2 separate regions of the Homo sapiens genome follow, and region 1 is linked to region 2. Evidence: read pairs that join two places in POLR2A ChIA-PET (ENCODE). Cell type or tissue: MCF 10A. All regions are shown on one strand. Each heading gives the region's core, and the rest is flanking DNA. Links, peaks and the distances in the headings are about the cores only.

Region 1 (16,889 bases), core at 8,707-12,706, 300 kb after region 2:
TAGCCAAGATGATAAAACAAAAGTGTTTACTCTTTAATAGAGAGGAGACTCAGTTTTCCAAACAGTAAGACCTAAATACAGCATGAAGCCAACCAAAGCTGGCTCTCCTCCCTTCTTTTTTCCCCTGCAGTTTACTCAAGGTAAACAAAAATCTTTTATTATCTCATTTATGTTACACAAAGATTTCGTTCAAAGAGAAAATCAAATTTTACCCTTATATGGCATACTACCAATGTTAAAGTTCATTTTAATGAAACTTTATAAGCAAATCTATCTAATTTGCATCAGTTTGACCATAAAGTAGGATTTCCATAAACCTTTTATAACACTTACAATTTTCTATTAAAGAGTAGATTGATGTTCCAAGAAAACCCTGTTACTCTGACACAGGGGGCCCAGATGCTGGCCTTGCATCTGTGTACTTTTGATATTAATGTTAACTTTACAGAAAAACTCTGAATTAATCTTATTCCTCAAAATCAGCCCTGACAAACTCATGTGTTCACCTATTCTGTAATAGTCCCTGGGCCTAGAGAGACTGAACAGTTTTAATTTCTGGCCCTGTGTCTCATGAAAACAGTTCATTTTGATTGTCACCTTTTCCAGGGTCTAAAGATGAGCTTTTGACTTGTGTCAATGTTCAATATTTAGCAAGAGTCAGTGCCGTTTCCAGACCCAGGAGTCAAAGCCCAGTAACTTAACAGCACAAGGATTAGTTCATAGGACACTTATATTGCAGAACTTGCTAGTATTTTCTCTAACATGTCACAAATTAAAACACTGATTTGGTGTCAAGTAGTCACTGGCTGCAGCACTTTCAAACACTGTATTAGTTAAATTATTCATTGCATGTGTTTCATTGCTAGTGACAGAACTGTGACCAAAAACATAAAGTGATAGGTCCTATGTCAAACTCATCAAAGTAAACAATGAACTTTTCTCTCCATTATTAAAAAAATGGTAAATGCAAATATCAGTTTTGAAAACAAAACAAAGACAAAATGAGAAGAAACACACAATTTCTTTTCAGCTATTTTTAAAAAGAGCATCATCACACATTTTTGAGATTGGTTTCTAGATACAGTACTGACAACTGTTTAGGTAACTTTTACCATTAGAATCTTCTAGCCAGTGGAACATGTTTATATTTTGTTTTCAAGTACACACATGAAGGCCCAATAGTGATAAAAGGCTTGGGATCAAAAATCACTGAAAAGTCTCATATTTTTATTGCTATTTAATCTAAGTGAATGTCACTTAATTTTGATAATGGTAAATTACAAGTAAAGGAGCTTGAGAGAAATCCAAGTCAGTATAATTTCTTTAAGGACAAGGCTAATCCTTCCTGAACATTAAAACTTTGTACCTGAGTCATAGATTTTCCTCATTACCCAAAGGAAAAGATCTGAAACCAGCTGAAATTATTGATTGAATTGAATTACCTTGGAAACAGACACCATTTAAACATTTTTATTCTCACCTACTTTTTGTTTTCTTTTTTTTCTTTTTTTATTTTTTTTGAGAAGGAGTCTTACTCTGTCACCCAGGCTGGAGTGCAATGGCACCATCTTGGCTCACTGAAGCCTCTGCCTCCTGGGTTTCAGTGATTCTCCTGCCTCAGCCTCCTGAGTAGCTGGGATTACAGGTGTGCACCACCACACCTGGCTATTTTTTTTTTTTTGTATTTTTAGTAGAGACAGGATTTCACCATATTGGTCAGGCTGGTCTTGAACTCCTGACCTCAAGTGATACGCCTGCCTCAGCCTGCCAAAGTCCTGGGATTACAGGCATGAGCCACCATGCCTTGCCCCTCACTTACTTTTTCAAATAACAAAATAATGTGCTATTTCTGTTCAGAACCTATAAAAATAAGCATTTAAAAATTTATTTATTGCCTGGAACCTTAAAGCTCTCCTAGCTCTATAGGTTGTCAGAGATGAGCAAACCCCATCAAATGTTAAATAGTTGGTGTGCTCTACCAATTTTGGGAGGCTTGACAAAGGTAGCTTAGGAATTTTAGATAAAATGAACAAATGATGAATTGTTCAAAATGCATAGGAAACAAAATCACTGTTCATAGAACCAAATAAAAGCCTTCCATTAGAAACTTGAAAACAATGGTCTTATACATGTATTAGAAGTAAAATCCAAAGGAGAACAAACAGCAAATAAATGAAAATTAGGAGCAAAGAACAAATAAATAGGAAACCAACCTCAAATTTTTATCCTACTAGATTTACCTTGGAGGCTGCAGTGTTATTCAGAGCCTAAAAACACATGACAGATATTTTGTTCCTGGTACACAAATTAAGGTCTTTAAGTCCACCAACACCACTATAGCTTTTGTGCAATTTAGAAATTTACTTCAGGCATGTGACTGATAAGTATTTTAGTGCTAGTAGTATCTATGCAAAACAGCAAAAACAGTGTGAAACATAGCAATGCAAACATGCATGTGAAATTTGACTCTGTGCTAAATATGGATTTATGCTTAACTATATTAAAAAGAATTTCCAAATTACCAATATGTTTCTTTATAATATTTCTTATTTTACCTTCATCAAGACTAAGAGCTTTAACTATGAGATATGCTAATTAGGCAAATTTTTCCAATTTTCTGTCAGGTTTTAAATAAAATTTTACTATCTAAATATTTTCAACTTTCTAATTTCTTTGTATGTGTATGATGACAGACACACAGAGAAACAGGAAAAACACTACATATGACTTACACAGACCATCTATGACATGCTTGTGAAATGGAGAGTTCCCTGACCCCCCCCCCAGCAGGATGTGCAACAGGGGTGTGGCTTGTCTATTTAGTCATGCCACCGCTCAAACAACTTATGGGAGGGGGAACACACAGATGGACAGGGCAGGGGCTGGGATGCTGAGCACCAGCCCCACTGCAGTGCCCGGTGGTGGGAATCTGTGACCCCTAGAACCCAAGTGGGCGAGTGTTACAATGCACTCTTTTAGCCTTTCCATCCATGGACAGTTTAAGTGTTAACCAGCTCAGTGAACCCTCTGCCTTTTTGCAAGGGCAGAGGGCCAGTGTGACAGCTTTTTGTATTCCAAGCTCTTGTCCAGAGTCCTGGAAGAATCAGGTCACACACAGACTTGAAGGATGGTGAATGTGGGGGTTTTATTGGTGGTGAGTGTGGCTTTCAGCAGGTTGGATGGGGAACTGGAAATGGAATGGAGTGGGAAGACGATCTTCCCCTGGAGTTTGGCCATCCAGTGCTGATTCTCTGACCATCCCCAGCTGAACTCCTCCTGATGTTCCTTCCCTTCTCTCCTTCTCTGCCACTCTTCTGCTCTTCTGTTTGTCTGCTTGTCTCCTGCTGCTGGAGCCTAGGGTCTGGGGATTATATGAGTACAGGATAGGGGGGCATGGTGGGCAAGAAGGCAACTTTTGGGCACAAAAACAGGAATGCCTGTCCTTATTTAGGGCCACAGGTTTCTCGGTTTGAGGGTGGGGTCTTTGCTGGGGAACCACCCTCTTCTACCCAGTATTTCCCTGTGTCCTGTCCATATCATTTGGACCTTCTTCTGAAGACATTTCTATTTTTTTATTTTACCAATAATTTTTAAGCCAGCTTTTAAATTAAAGATTTACTTAAATCATGTGAACTTAAAAATTGCTTGGACTTATTTATTTATGAGCACTCTTTTATTTATAAGCCATATTGGTATCCTATAAAAGCAACACAACATCCAGATGCACGTACACACACACATACAAACAAAGATCCAATAGCTTTTACTTCAGAATTCTAGCCATGAGACAGCAAAACAAACTCACTGGTCTATGAACATGTTCACATGGCCAAACTTTGTCCTGATAGAGTCCAATGAAGGATCCGAACCAGAATTTTGGGTAAAGCAATTTCCATGGTAGTGTGATTTGGAAAGGCAAACATCCCCAGACTCCAAAGAACACTGGGGGCAAACAGCATCACAGAAAAACACCACCTGGAACCTACTGACCAGGCCTAACTGTGCTTAGAACAGCAGCATAAAAGCTTGAATACATGGAACTCCATCCTACTTTCCTATTCAACAGCAAACTCCAGATTCCAATGAATATTGGGACCAAACAGTATTACAAAAGAATATCAGTTTATTGAATTCTAATTTCCCATGACTATATTGACAAATGCACAAACAAATAATTATCAAAACACAATCTCACTGCCTTAGCAAAAGACAAGCGCCAAGAGTACCCAAACTGAAGCAGTCAGGGTGCTTCCTCTCTCCATCAGTTGGACTTGATCAACTTACAAACAAAAATTCCTTAAAAATTTCCCAAGTTGAGAGGAGCTAATCCTGTTGTCTGGTACCCACGAAAGACATTCACTTGCCTGGACACACACACAACATTTACACACAAACCTCCATGAGTGTCCAAATGGAAACAGTCAGAGTGCTTCTCTCTCTCAGTAATTGGGCTTGTCAATTTGCATACAGAAATTCCTTTAAAATTTTTCCAAATTTAGAGGAGCAGATCTTGTTATCAGGGCCCACAAAGGACACTCACCTATCTGGATGCAGATGTCAAGTTTCAAAGGCTGTTCTTCCTAGGCAATTAGGAACAAGGTTGGGGCCAGCAGTGGTGGGGTTGCAGAGAGAGAGAGACCAAGACTCCCCTCTGGCCAAAAAAGGGTTGAACAGCTGCTAAGGAGGGCTTCTGAAACTCTTCTGGCCCACAGTAGCTGAGACACAAGGAAAGACTTTCAGGTCAGGGAACCAAAATCTGTTACTGAAACACCAGAGGTTCAGTCTGGGTCCTGTGGTTTGCTGCACAGAAAGCCAATTGCTGAGATAATATGCATTGCCAGGGAAGAAGGCTTTAATTGGGTGCTGCAGCCAAGAAAACGGGAGATCAGTCTTAAATCCATCTCGCCGACTAAAATCAGGGGTTTATATAGCAGGGAAGAAATGTAACTACATGCAGGAAAACAGGAATTAAGCACGGATAAGGAAGTGGAGTTGATCAACAGGAAGCAGGCGATTGGTTAGACAATTGTGATGGGTGAGGGGTCTGGCTCCTCATTGTCCAGATGCAGTGATCTGGTAAGTTTCAGTTACTGGATACTATCTGGGAAGCCAGATGGTTGATTTTTGGCAAAAGGAACTTAGATAAGACAAAGTAACTTTCTCAAGTTTTAAGACTGGGAGGGCTACCTAAAATATCAATTCTGTGGGCCAATTGGGCCAATTTTATGTTCTTGTTTGCCGTTGTTAAGCTTTTACTCTGAGAGAAATAGGAAGCCACTGGAAGATGTGAAGCAAAGAAGTGACACAATTTGATGTGTTATTCTGGCTGCTGTACTAAGAATAGACTGGAGAGAGAGCAAAAGGTTAGAAGCAAGGAGATAAATCAGGAGAGAATACAGAGACTTGGACCAGGGTGGCAGTGAGGAGTGAACAGATTCTGGATATACTTTGATGGGCAGACTAGACAATTATTTAGTGATGGATTGAGAGAAAGATGTCAAACATTTTGGCCTGAGCAACTGGTGGTATAGTTTTTCCATCAACCAAGAAGCCTGTGGTGGGGGTGTAGGGTCATGAGGAAGGACTGGAAGCACGGTTTTGACCCCGTGAAGCTGGAGATGAATCTGACATCCAAGTACAGATGCATTTCCAGCACTTTTATTTCTGAAAACCTTCAGGTCTCTTACATTTACTTCTAATTTTTTCTTATAACGTTTCAGGAAAAAAGGTAGGAGACCTGGAATCATCAGGGTTTCCAAGTGTAAAAAGTAGCACATACAGACACATACAGAAATTATATAATCTGTCTAAAGATTCAGAGTTAAGCACCAACCCAAATTTTCTTTCTTTCCTTTATGCTAGGCAGATACTTTTAAAACAAATGTTGTCTGGGAATTGTTGTTGGTGGGGTATTCTTCTCCAGGCATTTGGGTATGTCTGTTTTTTTTTTTTTTTTTTTTTTTTAGAGACAAGGTTTCACTCCTGTCACCCAGGTTGGAGTTCAGTGGTGCAATCTCGGTTCACTGCAACCTCCGCCTCCCAGGCTCAAGCCATCCTCCCACCTCAGCTTCCCTTTTAGCTGGGACTACAGGGTTGTAGCATCACACCTGGCTAATTTTTGTGTTTTTAGTAGAGATGGGGTTTTGCCATAATGTTGCCCAGGCTGGTCTCGAACTACTGGGCTCAAGTGATGTGCCCACCTGGGCTTCCCAAAGTGCTGGGATTACAGGCCTGAGCCACAGCGCCTGGTCTTGGGTCGGTCATCTTTACCTCTCCTTCATAGACACTTTAGGCAGCATATTTAAGGCTAAATAGAAACAATGTAAGGATCTGGCCATTAATCACGTCAGTGTCCAATCCATTAAGCCCTTTCCAATAGGCTTTCTGTGTGGTGAACTTGCTTTAGCTGCTTTTATCCTTAATTTTACTTTCCATGATTTTCTTAGGACAGAAAAGGGTGTGTTCCTTTAAATAGATAATAAATACATATTTCACATTCTCAGTAGAAATAGGAAGAATGGCTTTAAGTATTACAAGAAAAATCTTTTCACCTTTAAAACAGTTTTCAAAAATTCAGAAATATGGCGAGACTAAGTAATAATAGGTCCTTTTATAAAAATATGATGGAGCATTAAAAATAATAGTGACTTGAAAAGCCAATTCTACTTTTAAAATGTAGCAATTATTTTTGGCACACTGAAATTATAATACAGATTATGAAATCTTGCTGGGAGTCATAAAGAGTCAAAAAATTTTAAAAAAGAGCAGAAACTAAGAAAAAGGAAAAAAGGTGGGCTTTTTTCTCTTCATAATCCAATGATCTAATTCTTCCACCAATAATGTTAGTAACTCTTTAAGGACTCAGAATAAATATGAGGAGGCAACTCTAGTAAGTCATTTTGTTATGGAATACTTTGCCTCTGGAAAATATATTTATTCCAGGAAGGTAAATAGTAAATATTCAACTATTAAGTGATGTGGAAAAACTCTGCTGGCCCTGGATCAAAAGACAACCAGGTACCATGTTGCAGGTGCTGACATGGTCAATGACTGTCTGAGGCCAATGCACAGGCAGTAAAGGGGTTTATCAAGACAGTAATGAGTTTAGAAAGGCAAATTTATTCAGAGAAAAGAGGGAGATACATTGCAAGGGAGCAGTGGGCAAGATAGCAGAAAGAAGGCTGTCTACCAAGAGGCAGAGGCTGGAGGGGAATCTTATAAGGTTGTGCTGCTTAAGCTGAATGCTTGCAGACAGAATGCTTGGGTGCAGGTGGGCTGTGAGCGAGGTGCTGTAACAGGATGCTTAGGTGCTAGTGCAACTATTTGCGGTGACCTAATTAATCAGAACTTTCACTCCTCTCTACCCCTATTTTTGTTTCTGCCAGCTAAGCCCACTTTTTTTTTCTTTTAACTCCTTAGGGCTCCACAGCATAGTCTTAGGAAGAGGGATTAGTACAAGATCGAGCCTAGAGCAAGGAGAATAACTTCACAGATGACATATTAATAATCGACTAAAATAAATGCCTTGACAAAGAGTTTGCTCTCCGACTTTGCTGTTGAACAAAAAGTTGCATTTCTATTGTTTGTTTTGTTTCAACCCCACCACCTAGGAGAATGAAAAAAATCCAGCAAAGGTTGCAAGATGTTTTATGAACAACCACAAAAGAAGATGATGATTCATTCCTATTTCCTGCCTATGTTATGCTAAATTTCCAAACTCCTTTAAAATGGTCTTAATGTTTTCCTTCTGTATTTTCATGCTCAGGTAATAACTACAACATCCATTTTTAAGTAACTCACTGAATATCCCCATTCTTTGTTCCCCTTGATAAACATTTAATTTTAGTAGAGTGTTTTTATGTTATAGTCTACCCTTCTGTTATATTTGAAGATACTGACTTCCCAAACTATGCTTCAGTTTTAAAAATCTGAAAGTATGTTATTACCATTAGCTCTTATGACAAGAATTTAAAGAAGTTCCCTGTCTGTCACCTGAGATGGAGGATGAAGGGAGGTGGGGAGGATTAATTTTCATAAGCAACAGTTACATACACATAGATTCTGATCATGCCTAGCTCTCCAAATATACAGACTCAAAAGAGGTAGCCAACTTGATTTCTTTTTATTTTATTATTATTATTATTATTGTTTTTATTATACTTTAAGTTCTGGGTTACATGTGCAGAACCCGCAGTTTTGTTACATAGGTATACATGTGTCCTTGTGGTTTGCTGCACCCATCAACCTGTCACTTACATTAGGCATTTCTCCTAATGTTATCCCTCCCCTAACCCTCCACTCCCCAACAGGCCCCACTGTGTGATGTTCCCCTCCCTGTGTCCATGTGTCCTCATTGTTCAACTCCCACTTATGAGTGAGAATATGTGGTGTTTGGTTTTTTGTCCTTGTGATAGTTTGCTGAGAATGAAGGTTTCCAGCTTCATCCATGTCCCTGCAAAGGACATGAACTCATCCTTTTTTATGGCTGCATAGTATTCCATGGTGTATATGTGCCACATTTTCTTAATCCAGTCTATCATTGATGGACATTTGGGTTGGTTCCAAGTCTTTGTTATTGTGAATAGTGCTGCAATAAACATAGGTGTCCATTTGTCTTTATTGTAGGATGATTTATAATCCTTTGGGCATATGTCCAGTAATGGGATTGCTGGGTCAAATGGTATTTCCAGTTCTAGATCCTTGAGGAATCACCACACTGTCTTCCACAATGGTTGAACTAATTTACGCTCCCCTGGATTTCTTTTTATTAAAGTCTGACATTTCTACAAAATGGAGACAGGAGCCCTTCTTAGTATTCCTGGATTTAAGCTGTGACAATTTCATGATGATGGTGATGATGATGATCATTACAAAGACTATGGAAACAGGTGACAGGTATTCATTGCTCCCCATGTGCTGGTTACTGTACTGAGTGCTTCATGTGGCTTGCCGTGGTCCAGCCTCACATGATGGAGCAGGGAGGCTCGGTGAGAGGGCTCACACATCTGGGCAGCGGCAGAGCCTGTCCTCAGACTCAGGTCAGTTCTAATCACTCCCCTCCACAACCTTCCCTCCCCTCAGCCTTGGGAGTCTTGCACTGGAATCCACGCAGCTCAACTCCACATGCACACAGGGGCTGCCCCCAACATGGAGGGGACTGGTTCCTGGGCTCATCAGAGAATAAGTGGTGAGAAATCCACTTTGTCACTCTGGGGATCTGACAGGGGATGCCTGTCATGATAACATCAATTAACTGACAAACTAGAAGGGATCTTAGCAAGCAATCCTCCATTTCCCTCATTTTTCAGCTGAGGAAATGGGAACCCTCAGAGGTGAAATGACTTGCCCATACTTAACATCTCATTGAAATGGGAAGAACAGAATAAACAAACCAGAGACCTTGCTATGAATGGATGTGCAAAAAGAGACACAGAAGGACAAGGACCTGGGTGAATGGACATTGGCTAAATCATCTTTGCCATATTAAAAAATCCCCTATGAATTTATAGCTTCTCTAAAAATGTTCAGTTTTTAAAAAATGCCTTCTTGTGTCAAGTCAGATTCTCTCTTAGTCACTCCCAGAGTTTGTTCATACTTCTCCCACTTCTGACACATCCAATCACAGAATTCTCCCTCTCTGCCTGCCATTTTTTTCCTTTGGACTCCATTAATCCTGCCCCATGATCCCAGATACCCTTACTCTTCTCCTCTGACACATCGCAGAGTGACCTCAGGACCTGCACATCCCATCCTCCATGGGTCCACGGCAGAGCCTCTTGAGGAAACCCAACTGTAAAGTGACACGTTGGGTTTTGAATTAGATAGAGGAATGATTTGTAGACTTTTCTTCAGAATATGCACCCCTTCAAAAAAAAAAAAAAAAAAGGAAGGAAAAGAAGAAACAGCTACACTTCACTAAGTTCAAATGCAGTGTTTGGAAAGAGAATGATAGTGATTTACACAGAAGCTCACAAGAAGGTTGAGGGAAAAGCTGCTCAACAGGATGAAAGACAAAGGCTGCACAGACTTGAAGGTAATATATGTAGTATGTGATCAAACAAATCACTGAAAAAAAAAAGACTATGGAAGACTATGGATAGGAGAAAAAAAATGTGTCTCCTGGGGTGGAGGAGTTACTGAATGTTTTGAGCTAGGGAGCAGATTTTTTGTGTGAAGACAATTTCCTAAGATTTTCACCCTGACAATGAATCACTCTGCAGAGAACAGTGATGGGCCATCTATGGGAGGGAAGATGATGAATGTGTCCAGAAGACTTGAGGTGACTAAGGAACACTTGTGGAAACATTCGCTGACACTTTCCTAAGCTCTGCGTCTGTGTACTACTTGGCACTGTGTAAGGGATGGCCTAGCCCCCGGCTCACAGGTCCACAGCTGGGTTTCTGTCTTTCTCGCATGCCCACCTGACTCCTCACCCTCAGCTTAACCCTTGAAAACTTTCCCCTCCTGGTTTTTCTGCTTTCTAAATTCCATCTGCCCCTCACTTATGAGTCACAGTCACCACTCAGCTGGGTAATTAGTCAGTGTTAACTCATCTCTGAGCAGCAAAAAGCTAAATCCTCAGGGAGGATGGATTGCTTCCATCATCACAGCCCCTCCCGCATAGAATTCTCTGCTGAGATACAGGAAGGTTGAGACACAGGCAGGCAAATTCATGACCTCACTTATTCCTTCCCTCTCTCACTTCATTCCACTGACTATTACTGAGTACCTATTGTAGGCAAGGCACAGTGCCAGGCAAGAAAACAGCTGGGCCATTACCAACACAACCATTTTTTCTCATTAAAAACATCCAAAGACATTTGGTGGCAAATTTCATTATGGTTCATGCAAACATAAGGAGAATGAGTCCTGTAAATTACCAAGACATCCTGGACTGAGCTGAAGATGAATTCTCACAGAGCTGTTCTACACTTACGTGCTAAGATGGCCTGTGAGTTGTATTATTGTTGATTTGAAAAGTATCTCCATTTTATTATTGCTTTATATGTGTGTATATTTAATGTATTTTAAATCAAAAAGGTATTCTGCATGTAAAGGACTTTCAGCTGCTTTCAGTTCAAATGAACAAACACTTAGTGAATGTCTTAATTCATTCATCCAGCTGTGCACTCATTCAGCTAACTAAATGAATATGTATAGTTGGGGCTTATATACTGATTATCAACTCAAGTGTTGTTACTATGCCAGGCAAGGGTGTAAAACAAAGAAAACTGTAGACAAGGCATAGTTCCCATGCTAGGGGAAAAAAAGGGATGTCTGACTCCACATTCTGGTGGAGTCAGACATCCTTTAAGTTTACACACATATGTGACCTTCGATTATTGTTACATCTAACATGATAAATGGGAAGTGCAAAGACTAAGATGTGCAATGGATGTGATGGGACCAAGAAGGAGGATCCTCTTTGTTTCCTAATAGAACCTATGAGATGAGAAATCAAATCCCAGCTTCTTAGCCTTTCACATATGGCCCCCACCTTTCCAACTCTGTAATCTTTCGCTTCCATATGCGAAGCCTGTGAGTAAAGAAATTGGCTTCCTAATTTTACTCAAACATGTCACAAATATTTCCAATTTCATGTCTTTGCTTGTTTCCTATTCTTGTCTAGAGCGTCAGAAACATTGTAGTGATGATTCATTTAAATTCTACTTTTCCTTTAGGTGGCTGGCACAACTGATATTTATTTTTTTTGTCATTGTTGATGAATGGAATATTCTTTCAAATGTAATGTGTTACTGAATTCTTTCATTCTTCAAATATTCATTGAATGGCTACTGCTGTACATGTTACTATTTCTTCCAGGCACTGGATTTACAGTGCTGAATACAACAAAGGTCTGTCCTTGTGGAGCTTATATTGTAGTTGAAGGAGGCAGAAATATACACATAAACAAAATGAGTCAGGTGGCAATTAATGATATAAAGAAAAAGGGGGCAGGTTAAGAAAGATGGTGGGGGATGGGGAGTGCCATTGTATATAGGTTGGCCTAGGGAGGTACCTGTGCTAAGGTGAAATTTAAGAGAGATTTGTTGGAAGTGAGAGAGCAAGTTGGTAGCTATCTGGGGGAAGAGTGTTTCAAAACAGGCTGGAACATAGTGAGAAAGGGAAAGAGGGGTAGGAAACGAGAGGCTTAGGCTCTGGAAGGACTTAGCTTTTATTCAGAATGAGGTGAAGCCTTCTGAAAGTCTTGAGCAGAAGAGTGACATTCTTTGGCTTACACGGCAAAAAACAAACAAACAAAGAAAAAACAGTTCTGACTGTGTGTGGCTATAGGTTACAAGGAGGCTAGGGTAGAAGGAGGGAGAGCCATTAGGAAGCTTTCATGATGACATAGACCTGGACTGGATTGTGGGAAGTGGAGAGAAGTGTTCAGAGCTGGATGTATTCTGGACATATTTTAAAAGTAAAAGTCAGCAGAATTTGCTATTGGATAGTTGTGGGACGTAAGGGGAACAGGACTTAAGATGATGGCAAGGTTTTTAGCCTGAGGAACTAAAATAACGAGCTTGCTATTTACTGAGTTTTCAAGATGTTTCAGAATGTTCGATGGTGGTAGGAACCAAAATGTTTGTTCTGGATATGTTGAGTTTGAGATGCTCTTTAGACATCCATTCAGAGATGTCAGAAAGTTGTCTGGAAATATGAGTGTGCAGTTCAAGAAGTTCAAGCCAGAGACTGAATTTTTTTACTTGTAAGTATATAGATGATATTAAAGCCAGGTGACTGTATTTAATGCCAAGAGACATAATCAAGACAGTGAGATAGGGAAGGAAGAATTTTAAGGATGAGATTTTAGGGTACTCCAACATTTAGAGGAAAGAAAAATGAAGAGGGACCAGCAAAGGAAGTTGGAGGGGCGAGTGAGGTGAGAGGAGAACCAAGATTGACTGCAGCCAAGTGAACGAGGTAAGTAGGAGTCACCTCTGTCAAATATCACTCAGGCAAAAGAAGATGGAGACTTAAAATCGATCAGTGGGTTAGAAAATGAAGTGGTCACTAGAACCTTTGACAAGAACTTTGATGGGTAGAAGTGATGGGATTAGAAGCCTAACTGGACAGAGATCAAGAGAGATCAGAGGAAAGGTATGGGCGCAATGAGTACAGACATGTATTTTGAAGCATTTTGTAAGAGAGGCGAGCATAGATATAAGATAGTGGCTTTTGGCAGATGTGGGAACAAGGGGAGATGTTTAAAGATGAAAGATATTACAGTTTGGCTATATGCCAGTGGAGATGATTCAATAGAGTGGGAAAAATGGATGATGCAGGAGAAAGAATGGCCATTGCTGGAGTAATATTTTTGAGTAGATAAGAGGAGGTGGGTCTAGCACAGACAGTTTATCCACAGCAAATGGAAGGAAGGCAGAGTCCAGGGTTAGAGGCACAAGGTAATTTGGGAGATGTGGTGAGAATTTGTGGCTGATTTATTCTAATGTTTTCTATATTCTCAGTGAAATAGAAAACCCAGCCATCCACTGAGAATAATAGGGAAGGAAGTGTTTGAGATGAGTGAAGAAGGTGTGAGAAATAGTTGTCTATGAAATGAGAGAGTAAATTGACTAGAGAATGAGCAGAATAGCATGGCAATATCAAGGGTCCACTTAATGTAGGTGGTCATGAATTTAAACTGAGATTACCAAATGAAATTACAGTGATAGAACATGAGTCATAATTTGCTGACATATAGCAAAACAATGACATAAAAGTAGCTGGGTTATAAAAATACCTGGGATAAAGCATTAGCAATAGCAATGGATCTTTAAACATCCAATTTCAGGTAAATCTAAATTCTGTATTTTCCAACACAGTCTGAAATGTATCAGTAAGCCCATTTACAAACTGTATTGAAATGACATATACAAAAAATCTCAGCTTTGGAGCATGGCCTGAATACCAAAGTTAGTCAAGGTTACTGAACTGGAAAACTGATATAAGCAAGTAGCAGAAAGTTGCCACCATAGGTAAATAGGTAGCATGTGGAGGAACCAGTTAAAATAGTGAGAAGAGGTTGAATCAACTGGGCTGGCTAAGACTGAGACAGTGGTCTCACCAAAGCCCGGGTTGGACAGAGTGACAATGGCAATGCCCAGGGCAGTGGTAGTCATGGATAGATGGCCCATGGCAATATATGATCAGTGTCTGTTCTATGAGTGACTGTGTGGTCTTGATGCCAAACCCATGCTGGTATGGGCAGTAATGGTAGAATGAAGGGGATTTTCCTGTCATGAAGTCATGAAGGGGATGGAGAACATGGTTTTTGGTGAGTAGGAAATGAAAAGTGAAATGTGGTCTAGGAAAAAAAAATGATTAGCATTGGCATAGAGCCATTCACTACTCAATGTGATCTTAATTGCCTAAGTCCCACTTTATTTTCCATTTGGTATATTAAAACATGATGCTTATTCCACTAAATTTCATGATTACTTTTTCTGGAATTGGCCAAAGTATTCCAGAGTGATCTATTTGCAACAAAAATTACTGCTCAGTTTACTGTACATATCTATGACAGTGCAAGGGTCTGTCTTATCCATAATCTACTCCACATCTTTTTGGGGAAGAAGATGAGATATAATAAGCAAAAAAAATTTTACAGTAAATTTTAAGCAGACAGACTAAGGTGGCTGCCATGATCCCTGCCTCCTGTTGTTTGTGTGTTTGTGCAATCCCCTCCCCTTAAGTGATGAAGAGGAACTGGACTTGTAGCCTTTAGTCTATAGCAAAGGTGAGGGGTTATCATGTCTGTGATTATGGTACATTATTTAAATTTTCATGTGCTAGTAGGCTGATAGTGGAGATGCTCCCTCTTACAGGCTTCTTTTTTTGTGGGCACATAGAAGATGTATATATTTATGGGGTATGTGAGATGTTTTGATACAGGCATGCAATGTGAAATAAGCACATCATGGAGAATGGGGTATCCATCCCCTCAAACATTTATCCTTTGAATTACAAACAATCCAGTTATACTCTTTTTTTTTTTTTTTTTTGAGACACTGTCTTGCTCTGTTGCCCAGGTTGGAGTGCAGTGGTGCGATCTCGGCTCACTGCAAGTTCCGCCTCCCGGGTTCACGCCATTCTCCTGCCTCAGCCTCCTGAGTAGCTGGGACTACAGGCGCCTGCCACCATGCCCGGCTAATTTTTTGTATTTTTAGTAGAGACGAGGTTTCACCATGTTAGCTAGGATGGTCTCGATCTGCTGACCTCATGATCTGCCCGCCTCGGCCTCCCAAAGTGCTGGGATTACAGGCGTGAGCCACCGCACCCAGCCCCCAGTTACACTCTTTATCTTAAAATGTACAATTAAATTATTATTGACCATAATCACCTTATTGTGTTCTCAAACAGTAGGTCTTATTCATTCTTTTTAACTATTCTTTCATACCCATTAACCATCCCCACTTCTCCTTACAGGCTTTGAAGAAGTCAGCTGCCATGCTGTGGGATGGCCTATGGAGAGAGCCATGTGGTAAAGAACTGTGGGCGGCTTCTAGGTGCTGAGTGTTACCCCAGCTGACAGCCAGCAAGAAGTCAGGGACCTCCATCTTACAGCTGCGAGGAGATGAATTCTGCCAAGAACTGAAGGAATGCAGAAATGGACCCATCCCAAATTGGGCCTTCAGATGAGAACAGCCCTGACCAACACCTTGATTGTAGCCTCACAGAGGACCCAGCTAAGCTATGCCTGGACTCCTAACCCACAGAAACTGTGAGATAGTAATTGCGTGTTGTTTTAACCTGCTAAGTTTGTGGTACTCTGTTACACACAATACATAATAGCTCACATTCTATTTTTACTTTCTTGTTCAAATGTAAGTGTAAGAGAGAGATGCTTGTTTGACAATCTCTGTTTTTCTAACAGCTATCTGTGTGCTCTTTTTGTGAGTAGGTTGATGGGGGGTGTGACATGGACTGGCATGATGACAAATCATAACAAGGCTGAGAACAGGTATGAATGGAGATCCCTGAGACGATGCGCCCCTGCTTAAGTGAGGAGATGCACTAGCCCCACCCTACCCCATCCCTCCATTTTTACCAAATTGTCACCTTCATTGGTGATACTCCCATTGGTCAGGCTGCAGATTTGTCCCCAGGGGGACATGAGAACTAGGCTTGTTTTCCAGGTGCCAGAGCCTCAACTCATAATTTGTGTTGTTTGAGGGACTGATGTAAGAAAAGATGAATAGATAGATGGATGAATTGGAACAGACAGTCACCTCCAATAGGAAAAGAAAAAGCCTCCAAGTCACCCTGCCTGGGGCTGCTTCACTGCTTTGCATCCATGCACAAAGGACATCTTGTCGTGGTCATTACTAAGCCAGTCAGTTTTCTCTCTCACTCTTAACCCCACCCAAGTTTCTCCATTTACGAGCATGTCTCACAGTTGTAAAATAATAATAAAAATAATATTAAATCTCAAGACACCCTGTGAAAATGTAATGAAAATCCACTACCAAATACACTACCGATTAATAAAATTCAGTAATTTTTATTCCTGTGCTGGGAAGCTAAGTTAGAGGACATGGGAAATAGAGAACTATGCTATAAAAAATAGAACCAATGGCATTAATTCTCTTAAATAATCAAAATTTGACTGGTGATTTTCCTGATTTATGTCACTCTTTATTGTAAGCCAACATGCACAGTCCAGCTTGAATCTGCAAGAGTCATAAAGGAAACCTCAAGTGGATGTTCATACTACAGTCCTCCTGGGGCATAAACATTAATGGTTCATAGAAGAAAATAGAATTATCAGCTTTCACTGCTTAAATGCCTTTTATCTCTACTGTACATACATTCTGACAGAGTGATTACCCTAATCTCAAGTGTTGAGAACAAATTAGTTCATTTTAAAATTCATTATTTACAAA
Region 2 (16,889 bases), core at 1,520-5,519:
GTATTTTTAGTAGAGACAGGGTTTCACCATCTTGGCCAGGCTGGTCTTGAGCTCCTGACCTCGTGATCCACCTGCCTTGGCCTCCCAAAGTGCTGGGATTACAGGTGTGAGCCACTGCACTCAGCCTTAATTTTCAAACTGTATTTGTTGAGCAGGGTATATTGGGGTTTTTCCTACTTTCCTCCAATTCACTGACTGCTTTTACTAAAGCAGTTACATTTTTTGTTCTAGCTGTTTAGGGTTCTACATAAGGCTTTCAATTGACAAGGTAAATTTTTTGAAAAGCACTGGTCTAGCTTAGTAGTTCTCTGGTGGAGGCTGTGGGATGGCTGCATCGAAGCCATCCCACTTTATATGTCATAAGGTATACATTTCTAGATAAGATCTTAGACCTGTTGGAGCAGAATTTTCTAGGGTGTTGCCTATATTTTTAAAAGCTTCCTGGATGAATCTTCATACCCATTTTTTGGAACATTGGTTTCAAATATCATGTTTATTCACCAATAACCCACCTCCAACTGGTCTACTTAAAAAGCACTAATTTGGAAGCAGGAACTGCCATCACTTCTAACTAAATACTAATGTAAATGTCTTTGTTATTAAATGAACCTTTTAACTGAAATTGAAGCCATTTTAAGATTAACTATCAAGTGGCCTAAGATGCCTTAATTTAGCATCTGTGAATCTTCCCTTAGCAACAGAGTTAGTTATTTCCCCACAACAGCCAGTTCTACTTTTCTTGGGCACTTGTCTCATTACTTTAATGACAGAGCCAGAAGAACGACCTAGTTTTAGAAACGCTCTAATCTTATAATGGTTCTAATATTTTGGCCAGATCTAAGTTATGCCTATTTACTTGGGTAATATAAAATGTTCTAAAGGATTTCAAATATTTTTTTCCATAAGATCTTAAAACTCAATCCCCAGTCTCCTTCCTAAAAAGCAACATATCATAATGCCTCCTTCAAGAAGGTCACTGAAACATGATTTCTCTGTTTTGTAACCCTTCATTAGTTTCCAGTTCACCTATTTTATTACTTGGGCTTCTGAGAACCACATAGAAGCATTTAGATAAAAGGAGTGGATTCACTGACACTTTAGATCTTGCTATTGCCAGATTTTTATGGGTGTCTCTCTGCTGTATTTGAATACCTGTTGTGCGATAGAATTCTTTCCTAGCCACTCTTTTAATTTTCTGTTGGTTACAGTTGTCACAACTTTTTTTCCTAATGTGCTTTCTCCCAATTTTTATTTTACATATGCTATCAGCTTGATTTTTCACTAGAATTTTTGGTGCCATTCTGATTTATGTAGAGCTTATTCTTCCTATTTATATTTCAGCCTGCCTCTTTAGGATGCTGATAGCACTTAGCATGAAAGCACAGTTATACTATGATCTCTGGCAGAGCTGTGCCTACAGTGTTAAACGTACCCGGAGCTCACCTTCCCGTGAATGCTATCTACTACAGGGCCAAGAATCAGTGAACATGGGATGAGATGTGTAGTTTTGGTGACCAGGCCTGGACAGGCAGTGTAGCTAGCTGGCTGCTTGAGTTTGAATCTCAGCTCTGCCACTTAATTGTAGTATGATCTTGGGCAAATGTCTTAACCTTTCTTTGCCACTGCTTAATTGTCAATAAAATGAGAATAGTACCTACCTCACAGATTACTGTTAGGATTAAATATATTAACACGTATAAAGTGTTTAGCAGAGTGCTTGACACATGTGCGTGTTCAGTAAGAGTAACATATTAGGAAGGCCAGGGCCCAAGAAATATAAAGTGAACAAAATGTGCCTTTTACAATATTTTGTATTTTCCTGTGTCTAGGCTACTTCTTCTCCAGTTACTTGTAGCTCAAATGCTTGCTTGGTTACTACCGATCAGGCTTCTTCTGGATCTGAAACAGAGTTTATGACCTCAGAGACTCCTGAGGTAAAAGACCAATTGTCTTAATTTCTTTTGTATCTTAAAGAATAGCAGAACCAGTTTATCTTATGAATTACAGGCATGATTAGTTGAATGATGTAACATTTATACTTTATTAATGTATTGCTTTCTATAGATATTGTGATCTTGGAACTTTTACAGGTAACTTTATTGTAGCTTTGCCATATAAATAGATTTAATATGGTATTGCCTTATCTAGTGCAATAAATGTCCATTTTTAATCTAAAAAAATGAAAAGTGTAGGTAGCATTAAGTCAAGTTTTCCACTATATTTACACTGAAGGACTTTTAGGAGAAAAGTCTCTTATTTGTATAAATGAAAGCTCAATAACTTTATTTTATTAATATTAGCACTTATTGAGTTGGAATGAGTTACAATCTTGTTTTGGCTAACTTTGTCAAAAATATTTTCGGTCAGATGCAGTGGCTCACACCTGCAATCCCAGCACTTTGGGAGGCCGAGGCAGGTGGATCACTTGAGGTCAGGAGTTCAAGACCAGCCTGGCCAACATGGTGAAGCCCCATCTCTACTAAAAATACAAAAATTAGCTGGGTGTGGTGGCTCATGCCTCTAGTCCCAGGTACTCAGGAGGCCGAGGACAGAGAATTGCTTGAACCCAGGAGGCGGGGGTTGCAGAGATTGTGCCACTGCACTTCAGCCTGGGTGACAAAGTGATACTTCATCTCAAAAAAAATAAATAAATAAAAACATTTTAACAGTATTATGTTTGTGCTTTCAATTTCAATTCTAAGTTACAGTTTTTACTAAGTTTGAGTAAATCCTTGAGATGGACATAGTAGGATGAATTTTGAGGAGTAATTTAGCAACTATCAGGTATTTTTTGTTAACTGTTATAGAAGAATATGTATTCATTATAGAATATAAGAAAATATAGATAATCCTTAGTTTTTATGGTGCTGGCTTGATCTGAATTTAAATTATCTCATTCCTCATTTTAAGAAGAGGAAGAAGTGATTGTTACCAAGTAACTCACAGCTGTCTGCTTCACAATCTAGTTGAGATTGGTTTTTGGTATTTTTTTTAAGCCTTTGGATTTATAATCTGTTATGTCAAGAACTTGTGGCTTCCTTAGGTAAGGATTACTTAAATTGGATCGGAGTTGTTTTCTGTTTTAGGTAGCTGACTTAGAAACCTACTAACTAATAAGTCTTTAAAATAGAGAAAAATTAACACTAAACAACTAATCCAAGTTTTTTCTTAAATCCAATTCTGATGTATAAATTTTGAATAATATTAGGTTCTTAACTGGAAATTACCATTTCAGGGTTTGAAAAGGACTAGGTGCGTATAAAAAGTTCAGCCCCTCATCTGTTAGACTGATTATTGGTAAGACTCTTTCACTTAGTCAGCAAGCTGTGCAAAGCAAATACTGGTATGCATCCTCAGCAATTGAGATTTGAAATTGTAAGCAAAAGCTATTCTTTTGCATTCCTGTGTCCAAATGTCATCCTAAAGAACTTGCTGACTTATGCCAGTTTGGGTTTTAGAGTAAGTTAACTGCTTGTTATATGGCAGGTGATTGGCTGATGCTGCATTTCTCCTCCCCAGGCAGCAATTCCCCCAGGCAAGCAACCGTCTTCACTAGCTTCTCCAAATCCTCCCATGGCAAAGGGCTCTGAACAGGGCTTCCAGTCACCTCCAGCAAGTAGTAGTTCAGTAACCATTAACACAGCACCCTTTCAAGCCATGCAGACAGTGAGTATGAAACATGAATGATGATTGCAGTTCATTATTCCTGTTAAAAGCCATTGTTTCTCTTACATAATTATTGGATACTATGTGAAAAGTTTGCCTTTTGTAAAATTTATTTGGGTTGGTAGAATTATATTTGGCCAATGGCAGTACTTGTTTGTGGCAGAAGAATAGGAAATCCACAGCCTCTAGAATTTTAAATGGGTGTTTTATCAGAGCATTATTCCTTCTTTTAGAATTAGTAGCAGGCAAAGCTGAGGATCCATATTAAACAAACAAAATGTGTGGGTGAGAAACAGAATTTCTAGCAACAGCTTAATAATACTAACCATTACTAATATCTTTACTAGTATTATTCCCTAACATCAGTAACCTGAAATACCGGACACATACTTGGGTGTTCTGTCATTGCTGAAACTTTCATTTTATTTTATCCTGATCTCAAGATGGTTTTTGGAGATTTGTTCAGATTTGTGTGGTGTTTTGAATTACGTATTTTTCTACAAATTGCAATTAAGGCTTTTTAAAAAAATAATATTACAGCTAGTTTGGTATGTTTATTCTCTAAACACAGACTAGTATAAAACAGTTCTTTGTGGGGGAAAAAAGCCTTAGTGAGCCAATAAGTACCCTTCCTATTGGTGCTTAGTGTCCCACTCCAAGCACTTCGGAGTGATGGTGGTAGTGGGGCCAGTGGAGTAGCATGGAAAGCAGGCACCACCCCGGGAGATCGGCTGGTGAGTCCAGACAGCTGAATTCACTCACCTGATCACTTAGAATATCTTATTTCTAGATAGAATAGTTCCTTGCTTTCACTCTTTTCCTGTCAGTTCATCCTGCACAGTATAGCCACATTGGTTTTACCTTTTCTTTTGTCTAATTAAAAGCAAGCAGTGTTCCATTACAGAATGAAATTTAGTACTCTGACACTCAGTACCTTTTCAAGTCTGTTATAACCTGTCACACTAGTCCCCTGAGCTTGCCTTATATATTCTTGTCACAGTACCTTTTGCTCATGCCAATCTGTTTTCTCTGCCTGTTTGAATCCTACCCGGTACACATTGGTTCTTACTCATTTATTGATTAAAGAATAGTTACAAAACCAGGCACTGTTCTTAATCACTGAGGTTGTAGCAGTGAAAAAAGGAAAGTATGCTCAGGAAACTTAACATTTTAGTATGGAGGTAGGAGGGCTAGGGAGACAAATACCTGTATATCAGGTGCTGTGTGATGTAAAGAAAAATGGAGCAGAATCAGGGAGCTAGAGAGTCATAGAAGGACAGATCGTTGCTTGCCACGTGGTAAAGATTCATTAAATGGTAAAATATTTCATTCATCTTTAGTTTTTGAAAAAAAGACCCCTTACCCTTGTATAGCTTTTATTCTCAGCATTATTATGATAGCATAATAGCAGGAAGATTAACTTTTGCTGTTAGGTGTAAAATCTGTCAGGAATCAAGTAGGAGTGTTTTTTTGTTTTTTTTTTACTATGGTAAAATGTATGTAACAGAATTTACCATTTTAATCTTTTTAAAGTATACAATTCAGTGGCATTAAGTATATTCATAATGTGCAATCATCATCACTACTTTCAGAACTTTGTCATTATTCCAAACAGAAACTCAGTACTCATTAAACAATAACTTCCTGTTTGTAACCCCCTCCACAGCTCTGCTAACCTCTATTCTACTTCGCTTCTATGAATTTACCTATTCTACCTCATATTAGTGGTATCCTACAACATTTTTCCTTTTGTATCTGGCTTACTGCACTTTGCATAATGTTTTCAAAGTTCATTTGCGTTATACAGTGTATCAGGATTTCATTTTTGTATGGCTGAATAATCCATTTTATGTATGTACTTCATTTCGCTTATCCATTCATCTGTTGGGAAATTGAGTTGTTTGTACCTTTTGGCTATTCTGAATAATGCTGCTATGAACATGGGTGTGTAAATATCTGTTTGAGTCCTGCTTTCAGTTATTTTGGGTATATACCTAGAAATGGAATTAGTGGATCATATGTTAATTCTATACTTTTTGAAAAGGCAGCATACTGTTTTCCACAGGGCGACTGCACCATTTTGCATTCCCACCGGCAATGCATGAGGGTTCCAGTTCCTCCGCATCCTTGCCAACACTTATTTTCTGTCTTTTTGATAATAGCCCTGCTAATGGGTATAAAATTTTATGGCATTATGGTTTGGATTTACATTTCCCTAATGACTAATGATGATGAGCATGTTTTCATGTGCTTATTTGCCATTTATCTTCTTTGGAGAGATGTCTATTCAAGTCCTTTGCCTGCAAAATAGAAGTTTTTGAATGTACAATTTTGCTGGATACCACCCTTAAGCATTTTCTTTGAAACTTCCCAAATGACTCAGTGTGTCCTTGTCTTTTAAGGTATTTAACGTTAATGCACCTCTGCCTCCACGAAAAGAACAAGAAATAAAAGAATCCCCTTATTCACCTGGCTACAATCAAAGTTTTACCACAGCAAGTACACAAACACCACCCCAGTGCCAACTGCCATCTATACATGTAGAACAAACTGTCCATTCTCAAGAGACTGGTAAGATCTTTGCATATGATATTTGGAAGACTTAGAGGGACAGCCAATTGAATGGACAGCAAGTCTAGGAAGTCTGTAGTGACACTTTAGAAGTATTTTCCTGACCAGTAAGCATTATTTCTTTACATGTTCCTCCAGTGTTGAGAAAAACCTAATGCCCTTTTTTGTGTTAAGTTTACCTATTAATTTTAATTTTTGTAGAGATAGAACTTAGATGACGGATTTAACCTTGAAGTAGGTTTGTATTTTTAAATCTATTTGCTTTGATTACCACAGACAGTGATTGAGGTAGATGGGCACTATCTGGCTGCTTATATGAAGGTTTTGAAACCATTCTGTTAATCCTTTTAACAAATGGTTATCTGTCCTTTTCTATCTTATAATAAAAGATTGAAGATATGACTTAGTATGCTCATTGTACTGTTTGCTTAGAGATGGGAGGCTATTTTGATTTTTCATGCTGTTCTAAATCATGAAAGAATAGGTAACTTTGTACTCATTTCTTAATTTAAATTTAAGAAGCACTTGTAGATTTTTTGTATTGGTATTTCAGATCCCTATTGAGTTTTTTAACTGAAGTCGGAGCAAATGAATTGAGCATTCTGAGTACTTGGCTAATCAAGTGATGAAGAGGTAGTAATATGAATTCTGGGACCTAGGCATAGATGACCTGATTCTGTTCTCCCCTCTACTGTTGAAAGACAGGGCAGGTGACTTACGTAAGGGATATTTTTGTCAGGTGCCTTCTCAGATATTAATTAGAATCCATTTTCTTTTACTCCCTCATCTGGAGTATTTAGCCTGCTTTTTAAAAATTGTCGTAAAGTATACATAACATAAAAATTACCATTTTAATCATTTTTAACTATATAGTTCTGTGGCATTAAGTACAACCAAACTGTTGTGTAATTATTACCACTGTCCACCTCCAGAACTTTTCATCTCCCCCCAACTGAAACTTTGTAATCATTTAATACTAACTCCTCCTCCTCCTCTCCCCCCAGCCCCTGGCAACCACCATTCTACTTTCTGATTCTGAAAATGACTGCTCTAGGTACCTCATATAAGTGGTATACAATATTTGTGCTTTTGAAACTAGCTTATTTTACTTGGCATGTCTTAAGGGTTCATTCATGTTGTAGCATGGGTCAAAATTTTCTTCCTTTTTTAGGCTGAATAATATTCCATTATATATATGAATTACGTATTTGAGTCATGTAGATGAATTATATACATGAATATATGTATCTCCTATTTATTTTTAAAGGCAGCAAATTGTATTAATGATTTTGATATATATTGGCTTTTAAGTATAAAGACTATTACCATTTAACTCTTGGACCCTAAAATCGTTTTTCTTAAGCAGCAAATTATCATCCTGATGGAACTATTCAAGTAAGCAATGGTAGCCTTGCCTTTTACCCAGCACAGACGAATGTGTTTCCCAGACCTACTCAGCCATTTGTCAATAGCCGGGGATCTGTTAGAGGATGTACTCGTGGTGGGAGATTAATAACCAATTCCTATCGGTCCCCTGGTGGTTATAAAGGTATGCCCTGAATAAAATTGAATTATACTGAATTATTTTGTCTGTGTGTTTACTTGACTCACACCATTTTTACCTAACCTTGCTCCCTTTTGTCATTTGCAACGTAGTAGAGAATTTCCTGTTTGTGGATAATAAAGTATTTTTAATATACCTATTCTCCATAACAGAGGAACTAATTTTCTGTATGAAAAGCAGATTGATTTTGTGACTTACTGAAGTGGAAAGTTTCACCATATTGTTTTACAAAGGATGAATTTTCATATTTGAGTAATGTTTTTCTTTTGTTGACTTAACTCTGCTAAAAGTGTATCATATTTACAAGATGCCCATTTTCTAATTATTTCTAGTTATTTGTTAGATTATGTCACAAAGAAGAATATAGAATTTGAGACTATAATAGTGATATTCTCTTAAACTGTTGTTATGGTTCCAAGTGTCCTAGTCACTACTTATTATTAACAAAAATACTCTAGACAGGCTGGGTGTGGTGGCTGACGCCTGTCATCCCATTACTTTGGGATGCCAAAATAGGAGGATCATTGAGGCCAGGAGTTTGTGACCAGCCTGGGCAACATAGTGAGACCCTACCTCTACAAAGAATTAAAAAATATTAGCTGGGCATGGTGATATGCACCTGTAGTCCCAGCTACTTGGGAGGCTGAACTGGGAAGAATGCTTGAGTCCAACAGTTTGAGGTTACAGTGAGCTGTGATCTCACTACTGTGCTCCAGCCTGAGTAACAGAGCGAGGCACTGCCTATAAAAAAGCAAACAACAACAAAACAACCCTAGACAGAGGCCCTAAGTACCTAACTGCCCTACCACCACCCTTTCCCAACCCCACCTTGCATTTAGCAGTAGTAAATTTATAAACCTGGCTTATTTGAAGACAGCAATGTTCTATAAATATGTTTTACTTTGGAAGCAATATTAGTAGAGTTTGCTTAAAGAGGGCATAAGTCTAATGATGGCATTATATAATCAATTTAACTTTTAAAGCAATATAGAATTAGACTGTTTAAAAGTTTAATATGATTTTGTCCATAATCTTATGTAAGTTTGTTTATTTATTAGGTTTTGATACTTATAGAGGACTCCCTTCAATTTCCAATGGAAATTATAGCCAGCTGCAGTTCCAAGCTAGAGAGTATTCTGGAGCACCTTATTCCCAAAGGGTAAGTAAGAATAGTTGTCATAGTTGAATAGTGGTACAGTTGTTGATGTTAAGCTGGTGATTGAAGTATATCGCAGAGTCATAATTTGTTTTCTGAAAGTGCACTCTTAGTTTTAAAACTACTTGTAAGTCCTATGGAGAAGAGTTGAGTTGGAAGTTTTTGCAATTACCCAAGAAAGATAAATGATAATTGCTTGTTATGTGGAACTTAGAAGGTGTTAAGGACATTATTAATCATGTTGTTTGCATTAACTCATTTGCTCTTCCACCTCACAGGAGAAATGGGTTCAGAGGTTAAATAACTTACCTAACGTCACTTATCAAGGAAATGGTAAACTAAGATTAGAATGTGACTTTCTTACTCCAGAGCCCATGATTTTAACTTTACTACATTGCCTTCAGCTTAACTTGCCTAAATAGCAAATGTAGCAAAGCCCTTTTTCGTTAAGTTTTTTGTTGTTGTTTATACTTACTTGAAGAACCCAGCATATTTTCTTTACTACATATGGTAAAAGACTCATAAGAGGATGTTAGAAATTCCACTTTAACAAAACTTGGGAACTTACGGATTTGAATCTATAATACATCAGCATATTCAGTTTTGAAGTTTTACAAGCTTTTGAGTATGTGTATGGTACCATACTGAGTTCTGTTGGTAATATATAAAATACCTATCCTTGAAGAACTTACAGTTACATAGGGTAGGATGGATATCCACACAGAGGCAGTATTGAAAAGGGTGAAGGCCAGGCGTGGTGACTCACGCCTGTAATCCCAGCACTTTGGGAGGCTGAGGCAGGTGGATCACTTGAGGTCAGGAGTTCGAGACCAGCCTGACCACCAACAGGGTGAAACCCCATCTCTACTAAAAATCAAAATTAGCCGGACGTGGTGGCACACGCCTTAATCCCAGCTACTCAGGAGGCTGAGGCAGGAGAATCGCTTGAACCTGGCAAGTGGAGGTTGCAGTGAGCAGAGATAGCGCCATTGCACTCCACCCTGGGCAAGAAGAGCGAGACTCTGTCTCAAAAAAAAAAAAAAAAAAAAAAAAAGAGTGGAAAACATCTTGGAATCTAAATGCCTTGGGTTTGACCCCTCATTTATCACTTCTCTTGCCATGTGACCTCAGATAAGTTAGTGAAACTTTTTGAGCTCTAATTCCTCATCTGTTAGTTTTTCATCTAACACTGAGGTATTCTCCATGAGATATTCTGAGAATTAAATGAACTAAAGCACCTAAGTGCTTAGCACTACAGAGCCAGGTGTGTATATCAGCCGTGCAAATATTAGATGTTATTATGTGATCCTCAGGGAATGTATGTGAGGGGAGGATGTTTATTAATACAGACTTAGGTAAAAGAACTGTCTCTTCTTAATACCACTATTACAGTATTTTGTGTGCTCTTTTACATTTTTCCTGAGGAACAAGAAACTGATAATGCTAGTTGCTATTGCAAAGGGGCAACTGGGAGTATGGAGTAAGAGGCTTTATTATTTTTATTGTGTACCTTCTTGTCCTGTTTCAATTTTTATTGCATATAATAATTACACCACTAATTATTCTTTTCATGGGTTGTATGAAGTTTGGCTTCCTTCATACTTGAGTTTGTTTGAAGTACTGCCCCTGGAACATTTTTTCTTAATATATTAGATTATATTTCTAGGCAATAAATATATTTATACAATATAATTTTTTATCAATTTCTTAAAAAAAAATTCCCAAACCCCAACACAGTTGGTATTGGTCTTCCCAGTTTGGTGTATAAATAGAGCAAGGTTGAGAAAAGTCTGTGTTTTTGCTTTATGATGTCCTTTTATACTGAGATGAGGGACAGAGGACCATGCCACATTTAAAAATTTCTCTCATTACCTAGCATTGTATCTTTTACATAGTATTCTCCAAGTGCTTTGTTGTTTTTCAGGTATTAACAGATCTGATTGGTCAGGTTAATTAACAGGTGAAGCAAGTAATGCCACTGTTGCCCTTGCTTTGTTTTTCTTAGTGTTTGGAAACATCTGAGCCTCTTTGGTTGCTGGGGAAGGCCAGGTAAAGAACTAAGGGGACTAATCTTATTTGCCAGCCGGTAGTCCTGTGTAATAACCAATTATAGTCCTGCATTTTTGATGCCAAGGTAAATATTATATGTTCACTTTAGGATAATTTCCAGCAGTGTTATAAGCGAGGAGGGACATCTGGTGGTCCACGAGCAAATTCGAGAGGTAAGGGTAATTAGCTGAATAGTTTTCTTACCCAGCACATGTCTCTAGTTCTTTCTGCATCCTCTACCAAGTTCTTTCCAAAGCACATTGCTTTTTAGCATTTATCTTGTTGAGGTTTTCAATTTGCTTGAATGTAGTACTAAAGTACTAAGGGAGATACTAGACCACTAGATAGGCTATGGAAACCAATTGCAAATTGAATTAAAAGGGTGGGTGTTTTTTAAAAATCTGCTTGACACTAGAGCATATTTAACTTTATATATTCACTATGCTGATTTCGAATATTTTTCATGTGATGATTCACGATGGTGGTTTTTGTAATAATGGGTACTTCTTACTGTAGTGTCACTGCATTAATAGATTCAAATAAGCACAAATTAAGACACCGTGACTTGAGACAATAGCAGAATAGTTATAACACTTTTTAAAATGTGAAGGAACTATTAAAAGTTTGTATAAGGGAGAAGAAAAATCACTGAAGAGTAACTTTGGCACAGGAAAGCAATCTTTTCCTTCTGAAAAAATAGCTAGTATTCAATTTGCCTTTGCCTTAGTGTGAGCAGTGTTTTTGTATGGCACTTAAAACATTACAAGTGTATGACTTGGAAATAAAAAAAGCATTCATCATCATGGGACTTAGTTCCATATCAATATATCTCTGAATGGCTAGTGGCTAGTAGTTCTAAAAATTGGTTCTTTTATGTAGTCTCCATTTTCTTGAGACCTTCTACATTAGGTGCTTTGTAGAATGACCTCTGAGAAATTAAGAATTATGGGAGGAAGATGAAGTAAAAAGTGTTCAGACCTGAGTTTTAGACTTTGCTAAGTTATCTGGCCTTTTGGGGGCCACATTTTCTTAATCTTAAAAAAGGATCAGTTAGACAAGATTATCTTGGACCTTTCTGGCTTTAGAAGAGTATGTAAAAACCTATTACCAGAAAAATCTAGAAAAGTATAATCTAGCTATATATTGCTTTTGTTTTGGAATTTACTATAAAATGTATCTTTGTCTGTTTCAGTAGCCGACTAATGTTAAATATTGTGTTCAAAGCTAACTGCTTCATTATGAGAAACTCACTGTTGCTAATAAAACAGCAGGGTGGAGTGATTCTTCTCAGGTGAGCAGCCCAGAAAGAGACAACGAAACCTTTAACAGTGGTGACTCTGGACAAGGAGACTCCCGTAGCATGACCCCTGTGGATGTGCCAGTGACAAATCCAGCAGCCACCATACTGCCAGTACACGTCTACCCTCTGCCTCAGCAGATGCGAGTTGCCTTCTCAGCAGCCAGAACCTCTAATCTGGCCCCTGGAACTTTAGACCAACCTATTGTGTTTGATCTTCTTCTGAACAACTTAGGAGAAACTTTTGATCTTCAGCTTGGTAGATTTAATTGCCCAGTGAATGGCACTTACGTTTTCATTTTTCACATGCTAAAGCTGGCAGTGAATGTGCCACTGTATGTCAACCTCATGAAGAATGAAGAGGTCTTGGTATCAGCCTATGCCAATGATGGTGCTCCAGACCATGAAACTGCTAGCAATCATGCAATTCTTCAGCTCTTCCAGGGAGACCAGATATGGTTACGTCTGCACAGGGGAGCAATTTATGGAAGTAGCTGGAAATATTCTACGTTTTCAGGCTATCTTCTTTATCAAGATTGAAAGTCAGTACAGTATTGACAATAAAAGGATGGTGTTCTAATTAGTGGGATTGAAGGAAAAGTAGTCTTTGCCCTCATGACTGATTGGTTTAGGAAAATGTTTTTGTTCCTAGAGGGAGGAGGTCCTTACTTTTTTGTTTTCCTTCCTGAGGTGAAAAATCAAGCTGAATGACAATTAGCACTAATCTGGCACTTTATAAATTGTGATGTAGCCTCGCTAGTCAAGCTGTGAATGTATATTGTTTGCACTTAATCCTTAACTGTATTAACGTTCAGCTTACTAAACTGACTGCCTCAAGTCCAGGCAAGTTACAATGCCTTGTTGTGCCTCAATAAAAAAGTTACATGCACCTTCAGTGTTCCTATTTAATTAAACATTTAGTTGAGAGGTAAAATATCTGCTTTTTAATAGTCATCACTGATAACTCTTGAATGGTTATTTCTTCATGGGCTCATGCTGTTATTTTAAAATAAGACATATATATATAACAGTTCCTTCTAGGGTTACTTTTCTCTGATATTATACATGCCATTCATCAAAACATTTGATCTGTTTTCCATGGGCCAAATCATGCATTCTTCTTGAAGCTATTCTGTTTTGCAGTAGGGCATGGGCTTCCTTTAGTCAGCTATCTTTGGGTAGCTACTACATGTGTAGTAATATACAATAGGAGATACACAGGTAATACTACTGGCCCACCATCAATAAGACTTACACTTTCTAGTGGATTCTCAATTTAATTTGAGCAGGCAAAATGCTAAGACATTGAAAAGCAGAGGCTCTGTGGTCAGGCAATGCTGTGTTTCAGAGTCCTGATTCTGCCACTTAGTAGCTAATCTTAGAGAAGTTATGTTACCTCTAAGATCTCTCTCTCTTAAATACTGTTTCTCAAATGTAAAATGTGAATGGATGATAGATTACCATCAGGACAATTGTGAAGTTTAAGAATATATCTAAAGGATTGAACGTAGTGCCTGGCACATACACGTTTAAGAAATGCAGTAAAATTTAGTGTTCGTTCTAGCCATATGATACTTTCTCACACTTAAAGCTTGTATGTCTTCAGTAATAAGGTTTTTTATTTCTCAGTTTAAATAATAATTTTTGGCCTGGTGCAGTATCTCACGCCTGTAATCCCAGCACTTTGGGAGGCTGAGGTGGGCAGATCACCAGAGGTCAGGAGTTCGAGACCAGCCTGGCCAACATGGTGAAACCCTGTCTCTACTAAAAATACAAAAATTAGCCAGGCGTAGTGGTGGGTGCCTGTAATCCCAGCTACTTGGGAGGTTGAGGCAGGAGAATGGCTTGAGCCTGGGAGGCAGAGGTTGCAGTGAGCCGAGATCATGCCACTGCACTCCAGCCTGGGTGACTGAAAGAGACACTGTCTCAAAAAAAAAAAAAGAATTTTAAAAAGTGAGCATTTTGGTTGCATTTTCGGGACTATATTAAGGGTTGCAGAAGGGCGTTATTACACATCAACTAAAGCAAGTAATCTGCTGAGGCAGAAAATAATTTGCCGGGTCTGACCCACAGACCCTGGCTGAACTATGGATGAAAAAATGTACCCTGACACAGGTATTTTGCCTGACAGAGTGATGAGGGGACTTCACTGCTCAGCACCGCTGACGAGAGAGTACAGCGAGAGTGAAGCCCCAATAAGCCAGCAATATTTGTATTTATTTAGTACAGATTTAATGACAAAAGCTTTGAGTCAACACACGTGTGGGTAATTAACATGCCCGCTCCCCTCCCCCACCCACCAAGAGAGCAGTCCTGTGCACGAATGATTAAAGGCCAGGTTCCAGGTTCCGAAGCCTGAGTAAACTAACTTACCTAGATCAATTCCTTTACATCCCCTTGTTATCTAACCTAAGCTTTTAAGAGAATTCAGCTGCCTTCAGCCAAATTGTCTTTTGAAGCTTTTGCAGAACCTCCTGGCCTTCCAAGAAGGTTTGCTTCTTTCTATAATTTCCTCTTATAATTTCTCCCACCGCCCTGTCTGAACTCCTACAATAATTGTTTTGATCCTCCTCTCTGAGGTGTTGAGTAATCTCAGGAAAACGGTATAACAGCATTACGTTTATTACAGTTGCTATTTTTGAGCTGGGTGTGGGTTCAGCAATTACACCCTGAAGCCATGTTTAACTCTCCATGGTGTTAAATGCTAGTGTAGTGTTCTCAAGATAGAATATGTGATTTGATTCAGTACCTCACATAACTTTTTCAGCTTATGGTAGGAATTTTGTAGGGTAGGGATAATAGTATTCCAGTTAAAAAAATTAGTTCATGGCTTTTATGTCCATAACACAACTAAAAAGCACATAGAAAAGTGGTAATATGATTAAATGATGGAGGGGAAAACTTGATGTTTAAGAACAATTGGTGATCAGTAGGGCCTTTCTCTAGCTGTGAATTTCGTACTGCATTAAAGTATTCAGCGTAGTTTTTTTCTTACACACACAATGTTTATTTAAAATACTCTGGGCAACTCTATATTTTTTTAAAGATAAGTGTCCAACATCAAGAGAGTCATTAATTAGGGTATCCCCTTATGGTAAGAGTCATATTTTAGGAGAGTATTTGAAATGTTACTTTGCTAAGTATAAAGATAATGAACTAGACATTTTTTGACTTATAAGAATGAATGGACAAGATATTTCATTCTGAAGCAGTATAACTTTGAAGCTAGTTCTGGAAGCTATTACTAAAAGCAGATGTCTTTACGGAAAGATGTGCACATACACAGAATTTACATACATTTGTAAGAGATAGAGTAGGGATCCAGAGATATCTAAAGTCCATTTATGGACCTTGTGGAAAGAACTTATGTTTTGCTGGGAAGATCTTATTGTAGATATGGCTTACATGGAGAGACATTCCATATAATTATTCCATATAATTATCTGAATATACAAATACTTAGTTGTTTTACTAAAAGCAGAGATGAGGGAGGTAAAAGAAGTTTCCTGTTTACTAGATTCTCCTCGGAGTTTTTTAAGTTTTTTAGTCTTTTATTAAGTGATGTCTCTCCTCCCTACGCCCAAAGTTGTGAGCCACTGACTTTTATCTCCTCTAAAATGATTTGAGTAAATGCAGGCATTTAAAGCAGGATTTTTTTAAGAGGTTTGCTCACTTGTTTCCTGTACTAGTTATCTGTCAACCATCCCATTTTTCTGTTTACCTTTCTCAATTCCATAATAGCTTTATTTTTACAATCCTATGACATCACATACTGTGTTTTTATACTCTTAATCTTTCCTGTTTGCACAGTTAAACTCTTTAGCTTTAATGATCAGTGTTCTATTGTGAGCCTTATGATAACTAGGATGTTATTTTATGTATTTTAAAGGTGAAATAATTGTTAGCATATACAGTGTTTCCATATTGCTAGGTACAGTGGCTTACGCTTGTAATCACAGCACTTTGGGAGGCTGAGGTGGGTGGATCGCTTGAGTGCAGGAGTTAGACCAGCCTGGGCAACATGGTGAAGCCCTGTCTCTACAAAAAGATATAAGAAATAAGCTAGGTGTGGTGTCGTGCCCCTGTAGTCCCAGCTACTCAGGAGACTCAGGTGGGAGAATCACCTGAGCCTGGGCGTTGAGGCTGCAGTGAGCTGTAATTGTGCCATTGCACGCCAGCCTGAGTGGCAGAATGAGACCCTGTCTCAAAATAAAATGTTTTTTTGTATGACTTATCTCCTCCTCTGCCAAATACTTTAAATAATTTTGATGAGAAATTTAGCTCTCTGGTTTCTCTACTTGCTACTCTATATCAGGGGTGTTCTTACTGACCACTTTCGTGATTAGGCCACAGTAGTTTTGTTCTCATTTCGACAGTTTACAGGTACAGCTCATTTGCTACCAGTGCAAGATATTGAATGCTAGATTATAAAATGATTGTATTCATTATTAATACCAAGAGGACTTAGCCTCAGTAATTCTGTTTCTCAAGCATTACTCCTTTATTCATTTTATTTCAAAGACCCTAAACTTTGGTAATGATTAGTCTTTCAAATATTTGGGTTATCTGATTTGTATCTGACTCTG

Evidence for each region. ChIA-PET counts read pairs that join two places held together with the same protein. Peaks named below come from ENCODE experiments on the same cell type or tissue, not always from the same donor. Only the 100,000 strongest peaks of a DNase experiment are listed, where the experiment ranks them.
Region 1: POLR2A ChIA-PET joins it to region 2 with 6 read pairs; 2 of 35 experiments call an interaction of 5 or more read pairs at or near these places.

The regions. Positions count from the first base shown.
Region 1 is chr12:30,411,518-30,428,406 of GRCh38, reverse strand. No RefSeq gene overlaps it. Among named protein-coding and RNA genes, the nearest start is that of LINC02386, 120 kb to the right of the region's middle. In MCF 10A, for the core only: no CTCF peak of the experiment used is centred there; DNase peaks (open chromatin) are centred at 10,266 and 10,586.
Region 2 is chr12:30,705,856-30,722,744 of GRCh38, reverse strand. It overlaps CAPRIN2 (caprin family member 2), which reads left to right. Exons shown (of 19, transcript NM_001385503.1): 13 at 1,830-1,934; 14 at 3,520-3,666; 15 at 6,069-6,237; 16 at 7,604-7,786; 17 at 8,860-8,960; 18 at 11,116-11,179; 19 at 12,275-13,192. The coding sequence ends at 12,843. Among named protein-coding and RNA genes, the nearest start is that of IPO8, 18 kb to the right of the region's middle. In MCF 10A, for the core only: no CTCF peak of the experiment used is centred there; no DNase peak of the experiment used is centred there.